3 separate regions of the Homo sapiens genome follow, and all the other regions are linked to region 1. A link is a loop called in an ENCODE intact Hi-C map of the cell type or tissue named here. Cell type or tissue: Calu3. All regions are shown on one strand.

Region 1 (2,500 bases):
CCCACTAGTAAATGAATTCATTATCCCCTTATTCATTTAACTGTCTCTCTCTTCCCCCATCCCAAATCATGTTTTGCCACATTGTTAAGAGGCTGTTTCTAAAGGTTTTTTGTTTGTTTGATTTTTACTATCATTCCTTCCAAAAACCGTCGTGGCTCAAGAAATATGTCTTAGAGTAAGGAAAAAGGAAATTGCCTTTTGATGACAAGCTTCCGCCCCGACTTTTGGACACTGAGACCAACATGTTACAGCAAAACATATTAGCCCAACTATGTTATGGATGTAACCTTATAAATTGAAATTGCTTTCAAGATTGGGAATTTTCAGATCAAAAGAACATGGAAAACACACTACTTAGTTTTAAAATGTATTTGTCCAAACTTGCCAAAAGTTTTAAATAAAATACTTTAAAGGAAATCAAGTTATTGTCATATTTATACTAGATTTGAAATACTAACAATTTCTGAATTTAGGAATAAAATAAGATAAGTCCATTTTTAAGTCAACATTTACAGTATTCTTGTTTTGACAAATACAGATGTTCATGAGGAACCCTGGGGAAAAAAAATCTAATTTAGATGGTCTAGTTGCCGTTAAACTGGAAAGGAGAGGACAGATATATACAGAAAATCCCCATTTCTACAAATGTGTGAGGCTTAGAATGCACCAGTTCTCCAATACAAGCTAATCCCATTCGTTTAAGGAGCCCCTGGCACAAAGGCACCCACTTGCTAAATATATGCTATATCGCAGGTTTGCAGAAACCACCCTGCCCAGGTAGACCCAAAAGAACCACAGATTTCTTCCCAAACCATATTCCAGGATTTCTTTTCTTTCTCCTGCATTCTAAAGAGCAAACAAAGAAAAGGTGCTCGCTCCTCACACTTCTCTAAATGTTTTAACAAAAGGCTGCTGAATAAACACATTACTCATTTAAAAATTGAAAAGAAGTTCTATTCCTGATATGAAAGCAACCAGATTTGCATTTTAATAGTTGTGGGCGAGCGCCACCTGGCGGGAGCATCCGGAACGGGCGGCGTTCAGCACTGGACAGCTTCCCGAGCCGGTACGGGTTTTACCGCTTGCTACCCAAGAACGATTCGAGACCCGTGATGGAATATTTTTGATCCTGTTTCTGCCGCGGGAACGTGAGTGGTATTAATGTGTGGTTGGCCGGTCATGCCTTAGAGGATATAAAATCTGAGTCACGAATCATGCCTGGATCCCCAGGACTGCCCCGGGCATCCTCCCTAGTACCCCTCCCTCCCCTAGCACACCTAACACACCCCCCAAAATGAGGAAAACAAGAATTGTGCACCATCTTTAGAATGGTGCTGTAGCTGTCCCTCTTCTCTCACTTGCTAATCCAACCTTTCAGCTTCACACACCTCAAAAGGAGTGTCTTCGTCACCCAACTTCCCAGCCAGGGAAACAGGCTGTCCCTTCACAGAAGTCGCCTATTCCGCTTCCATTTTAGTACCAAGCAAGGAAGGCTCTAAAGCATTTCCAACGGAATGTCCTTCCAGCGGCCCTTAACCTCAGACGCAGCTTGTGCAAAGACGCTGTACCTCCCCACAGGTTCGTTCTTTTGCTCTTTCTTTCTTCCTTTCCTTCTTTCGGTGAAATAATAAATGGGCACAGCTGTTGCTTAGCGATCCGAAACCAGCCTGTTCCTGCGTCCCACGGGCTGATCTCAGCCTGTCCCCGCAATCCCAGCCACCTCAGGCCGGCGTGGTTACACCAAAAGCAATCGGTGCTAAGAAACTTTAAGGTGATTTTGAACTTGGAAGTACACCTGCAGCACTCCCTTCTCTTCCCTCCGCCGCTACTCTTGGGGGGGGGGGGGCTCGGGGGTGGAAGCTGCCTGCGGTGGGGCTTGGTGATGTGTAAGACCCTGGACTGTGGTGCCCTCCAGCACCCGCCAACGTGCCTTTAGGAGCACGGCAGGCACCACCCCCCCGCCCCCGCTCCCCCTACTCTGGGGAACTACCTCTGCTCACCGCCTTCCCGTGGCCAAACCCAAATATGAGTTCCCCGAACTTTTCAGGAGCGGACGCGCTCACGGGTCAAATCCACTCCCCTCCAAGGGCCTTAACACGGGCGCCCAGCTACCTCGGAGAAAAGCCAGCGGGTAGGGCGGAGGTATTGCTCTCGGTCATCAACGCAAACATCCCCTCGGGTGCCTACAGCGGCCTGCTTAGGGGAGCAGCGTGTTCAGAGCAAATGGAGAGCTTCCTGTATCTCCGAGGAAAAAAGAAAAGCCGCCGCCCCGGCAGCCTCGGCCTGCTGGGGACCTGTCCTCCCCACTAAAAGCGCGCGCTGCCCGAGGAGCTGCCCGGGAGAGAACGCTCCACCCCGGGCGTCGGTGCCGCTCCTCGTCTCGCCGCCCCAAACACTCAAGTGGCAGATTCCGACAAGTGGGAGGCAGCAAGTGGAAATATTCGCAACAACCGCGGAAAGTTACTCCAGCCCGGGGGGCCGGCAGGAAACTGAAGCGGGG
Region 2 (2,500 bases), 1.2 Mb before region 1:
CAGAGAAAAAGTCCTGAGGCCAAATAAGATTGGGATGATGGAGGAACTGCAAATGTGCTCACGTGACTAAAGAACAGTGAGGGAGCAGGGAGTGATTGGAGGTGAGATCACAAGGGGAGACAGGAGCCAGACCATGCTGGGCCTTCTACGCCACCATAAAGTGTTTGTCTTCTCCTTTTCTATTATGAGTTTCTTGGTAGAGAGCCTGGGATAAAGTAGGTAGTCATAACAGGATGTCTTAGATTGGACACTCTAGAAGTAGACATTGGAACAAGAAAGTGGGTGCTAGTAGTTTATTTGGGTAGTGATTCCGGGAAGCACCAGTGCATATGTGGGGAAAAGGAGGAATAAAGCAAGCCAATACAGGTAGCTCATTCAGCATGTTGCTGCTGTGGGAAATGGGGCTCAGTCCTTCAGGGAATCTCTCGGAGAGTGTGTGCCACACCTGAGTTATTCTCACTGAGAGGCAAGAGAGCAGGGGTGTTTATACACCAGCTGCCCTTAGGCTCTGGTGGGGGGCATGAACTCTGATACCTCCAGCCTGTCCAGAGGGCCAAGCAGGCAGAGTTGCAGGTGTTTTCAGTGGGAAGTCAAGTCTGTGGGCATGAGAATGGGGAGTGCTGAAGGATCATCATTGGGGGCACTTACAATGTGTGTGTGCACGCGTGTGTGCATGTGCGCACACGGGCTGAGAGGAGCAAGGACAAAGGAAGGTGGAGATGCCAAAGACAGTTGGCATAAAGGAGAGTAGAACCCTGCCATCTGGGGACACCCTTCTCAGAGATGGCACTGGGGACAGCTGACCCTGGGGCTTGCTGGAGGCCAGAGGAGCCATATCCCTCAGGGTTATGTTCCTACCTTCATGGGTGTGAGCTTTGCTACTCAGCTCTTCTCCTGGGGGCATTTGACAGAGTTTCCTCCCCTGGCAGGCTAGGCAGCCCTCCTCTCTGCTTCTTTTAAACAATCTCTCTTCTCTGGCTCAGACCCTAAGATACTGTGGGGCCAAAGACATCCTATTCTGGGGATGTCCCACGTTTGACGCTTAACACTTTTATCCCCCATCCCCCAGACATATCCTTTGTTTCTAAGCCACAACTAGGTCTGGGGTGGGGACTAGGAAGCATTCACATTCTAAGGGCATCTGTGGGATGTAGGACTAGATGTGTGGTTTGGAGATGCCTTTCTGAAACACATTTAAAATAAGAACTTGTGTTCTCCACAGAGCCCTGGGTAATTAATGAGGAAAGTCATATACCACATCCCTTGGTGATATAGGTAATAACACCCAACATTACTGAACTTGTTTTTGTAGCTTGTGAAAGGCTAGCTAATAAATTATCTCATTTGTTCCCCACAACAACCCAGGAAGGCAAATAATACTGTTAGTTCCAACTACCAGATGAAGGAGCTGAGGTTCAGAAGTGTTCATTACTTTGCCCCAAACAACACAGGCAGTGAATGACAGAGATATTCTGTGAGCATTTTTCTTCTGGTGATGGAGTGAGCGCTTTACCTTAGGAACACTTCAACAATTTTACAGTGAACATGACATCCCTTCACTTCAGAACTATTTATAACAGGGGTCTTGGAGATGGCCTACCTATATAACAGTAGGGCATCAAATGTCATGGAGCCAATAAATCCGAGGGCCTTGAGGTCTATGAATACAGGTGGATAAGTGTAAGGAAAGCAGCTTATATAACTGTTCTGAAGGTTGGGGTCAGAAAACTTTCTCAGGGAAGGGCTGGACTTTGCAGGTCATACCATCTCTGTCACAACTACTCAACTCTGCTGTTGTAGTGTGAAAACAGCCATGGATTTGTTGGTGAATGGGCATGGCTGTGTTCCAATAAAACTTTATTTACAAAATCAGGCAGAGGGCCAGATTTGGCCTCATGGCAGTAATTTGTCTAACCCTGCTGTAGTGAAGACTACATTACAGAGATTATTTTACTATTTCTGTCACTAGATGGTGTCCTTCCATTAGTAAGGTGAAATCAAATGCTGGGCTGCTTTATCATGGGTAGGGAAGTGGGGAAGGGATTGAATTATGGTGGCAGGAATTAGTGTGGGAGGTTGGGATCAGAGAAAAGAGTTTAAGTGTAATTCAAATGACAGAAAGTAAACACAACAGACACATGCACACACACACACACACACACACACACCCATTCACGCATCCAGAGTAGCTACTGTGTTCCAGGTACAGTGCAAGGTGGTGGTGCACTTGGTAAATGTTTAACAACAGACTCTCTGAAAAAAAGAAAAGGAACTCCCCTCCCCCCTAAATTGTAGCATTTGTTGATTTCTGTAGTGGAAAACTCACATCATGCCTGATTTCAAGCTACTAACTTGCTATCAATCTGTTTGTAACGTACCTACCATTGAAAAATGGAGTCTTGTAAGCTGACGTAGCCAGCTTCAACACACTCCTGGCTCAAGGTCTTTTATTTTTATTGTACCTGGATATTTGTGGGACAGCAAAGTTTTAAATGCCTGG
Region 3 (2,500 bases), 76 kb before region 1:
AGAAACCAGAGGCTAGGAAGGGAAAGGAAACATGAGTTATCGTGTGGATAGGGTGATCCAAGGGTAGGGGATAGACAAGCAGCCCAAGGTGCAGGTTGGCAGGCACCTGAGACCCTCCGTGTAGTCTGGGTACAAGGGGGTCCCCACACAAGCTATAGGAGTAAGTCTCTGTTCATACTACTGTGTCTGATCACTCCTCAAGAATGGTCACATAGGCTGGGCACAGTGGCTCACGCCTGTAATCCAAGCACTTTGGGAGGCCAAGGAGGGCGGATCACGAGGTCAGGAGTTTGAGACCAGCCTGGCCAACAAAGTGAAACCCCGTCTCTGCTAAAAAAAAAAATACAAAAATTAGCCGGGCGTGGTGGCACATGCCTGTAATCCTAGCTACTCAGGAGGCTGAGGCAGGAGAACCTCTTGAACCTGGGAGGTGGAGGTTGCAGTGAGCTGAGATCGTGCCACTGCACTCTAGCCTGGGGGACAGAGCGAGACTCCGTCTCAGGAAAAAAAAAAAAAAAAAAAAAAAGAATGGTTACATAATGGGACTTGTATATCCACTTTAGATCTTCTCTAAGGCTCTGGGTTCTAGGTTCTGTTTTAAAGAACAGAACTGTTTAAAGGAAAAAAATATGATCTGGTGAGAAGTGAGGTCTCAGAGGCAGAGAGCTGGAGTCCTCATTTGGAAAGGAAGAAAAAAAATGGATCCTTAAAGAAACTTGTATAATGGGTGACTCAAAATTAATCACCTTTTGGGAAACAGGCCATGTTAATTATTCCTGGAGTGGGCAAGTCAGCTTTTGAAATGAGCTGCCAGTCATCAGACTTTCATGTTTAGCAGAGCCAACCACAGCTTTTGTTTAAAAATTGAAAGCCCATTCGGATGTCATGGTTTAGTGCCAAGGAGGGCATCATCTCATCACTAGGCAGGACATTTAACATTTCCCCAGAAGAAGGCACTCTTCTCACCTCCCGCCCACTCCAGGGGAGAATTCTCCAATCCACTTGGGTGGGACATATCCTCATATGTATACAGCAATGCAACAAAGAAACCCAAATTACCTCTATTGGTTTAGCAGGAACTAGAGCCACACTTAGCAGGGTGCTATCCGAGGAACAGTGCATTCTATTGGCTTATCAATTACGTAACATCTAACAGCTCCTTCTCATCTTTTCAGATTTTTATTTGATTGGATAGAAGGCAAAGTAGTTCAATAAACACACACCCACCCTAAAAGTCAAACTCATAAATCTATCCAACTCTAAAGGGTGCCAAGGACTATTGATGAGGGACTGCATTGTAGAAATGGGATCCTCTTTGCTTGTAAACAATGGCATGGGAAATTTCCATATGGGATAATGAGACGTACCTGCTTTCAAAACCAGAGGTTGTTCATTTCATTCCATTCTATTCTGTTGCATGTTACGTAATATAAAGGGCATCTAAGGGTCAGGAAACTAGATGAGGAAATAATGAAATTTGAGACTATGTGGAAAGAAAGGATGGAGTGAAAAGAAAGGAAGGTAGGAAAATGGAAGATTGCTTTCAAAGTAAGATCTTTGTGCATTTGGAATGAAAATAAAATCAATAGGGAGTGCAAGGAAGTTCCTCTGGTTTGAATGAATCTGCCCGGCTTCAAAAAGTTTTACTTCATGATTGAATCGAAACTCAAAAGTTGAACAAGGAAATTCAAGCACGATTTTTATTAACCCCATATGGCCCAGGGAGACTTTTAAAACAGAGACACTTGCTGCTTTCTCCAGCCCTGGATGTTGGGGTTTTGCATGTAACTCATTCGTGATATAAACGTATCTCGTGGGGTTTTGCATGTAACTCATTCATGATATAAACGTATCTCCTGGGGTTTTGCGTGTAACTCATTCATGATATAAACGTATCTCCTGGGGTTTTGCATGTAACTCATTCATGATATAAACGTGTCTCCTGGGGTTTTGCATGTAACTCATTCATGATATAAACGTATCTCCTGGGGTTTTGCATGTAACTCATTCATGATATAAACGTATCTCCTGGGGTTTTGCATGTAACTCATTCATGATATAAACGTACCTCCTGGGGTTTTGCATGTAACTCATTCATGATATAAACGTGTCTCCTTCTTTTAATTAACTACTTCTCTCATCAAGGGAAGGGGAAATAATCCCAATCTAACAACTCATCCATGATGAACTTTGCTGTCTTTCTTCTGTTTCCAAATGAATTTGGCTTATTAAAAAAGTAATGAGCTATTAATTAACTCTACACTCATACAAAGCTGTTTAATTCTCAATCTAATTAGCCGCAATCTGATGAAGGATTTTAATAATTATTTTAACTTTGCTAACAGAAACATCTTTTCACTTTTCATAAGTTATTTATAGAACAGTTCACATTGGATCCTGCTTGGTTTTTAATTTGATGACATTTTTATTAGATCCTCTACTCTTCTACCATCTCTGTGTGACAGAGTTTAGAACTGTCATCATTGAAAAGCCCAGAAAT

The links. Hi-C counts contacts between places; a loop is a spot of excess contacts. Peaks named below come from ENCODE experiments on the same cell type or tissue, not always from the same donor. Only the 100,000 strongest peaks of a DNase experiment are listed, where the experiment ranks them.
Region 2: it touches region 1 in a loop (7-fold over the local background); 3 of 110 quality-filtered maps call a loop at or near these places.
Region 3: a loop joins it to region 1, with 4 times the contacts of the local background. A loop is called at or near these places in 2 of 110 quality-filtered maps.

Annotation. Positions count from the first base shown.
Region 1 is chr20:43,186,917-43,189,416 of GRCh38, forward strand. All of the region lies in intron 1 of PTPRT (protein tyrosine phosphatase receptor type T), which reads right to left. Among named protein-coding and RNA genes, the nearest start is that of PTPRT, 1.7 kb to the right of the region's middle. In Calu3, a CTCF peak has its summit at 1,046 (motif pointing left); a DNase peak (open chromatin) is centred at 1,025.
Region 2 is chr20:42,026,111-42,028,610 of GRCh38, forward strand. The region is part of intron 2 of LOC101927182 (a long non-coding RNA gene); the gene reads left to right. Among named protein-coding and RNA genes, the nearest start is that of CHD6, 410 kb to the left of the region's middle. In Calu3, no CTCF peak of the experiment used is centred here; no DNase peak of the experiment used is centred here.
Region 3 is chr20:43,111,044-43,113,543 of GRCh38, forward strand. The region is part of intron 1 of PTPRT (protein tyrosine phosphatase receptor type T); the gene reads right to left. Among named protein-coding and RNA genes, the nearest start is that of PTPRT, 78 kb to the right of the region's middle. In Calu3, no CTCF peak of the experiment used is centred here; no DNase peak of the experiment used is centred here.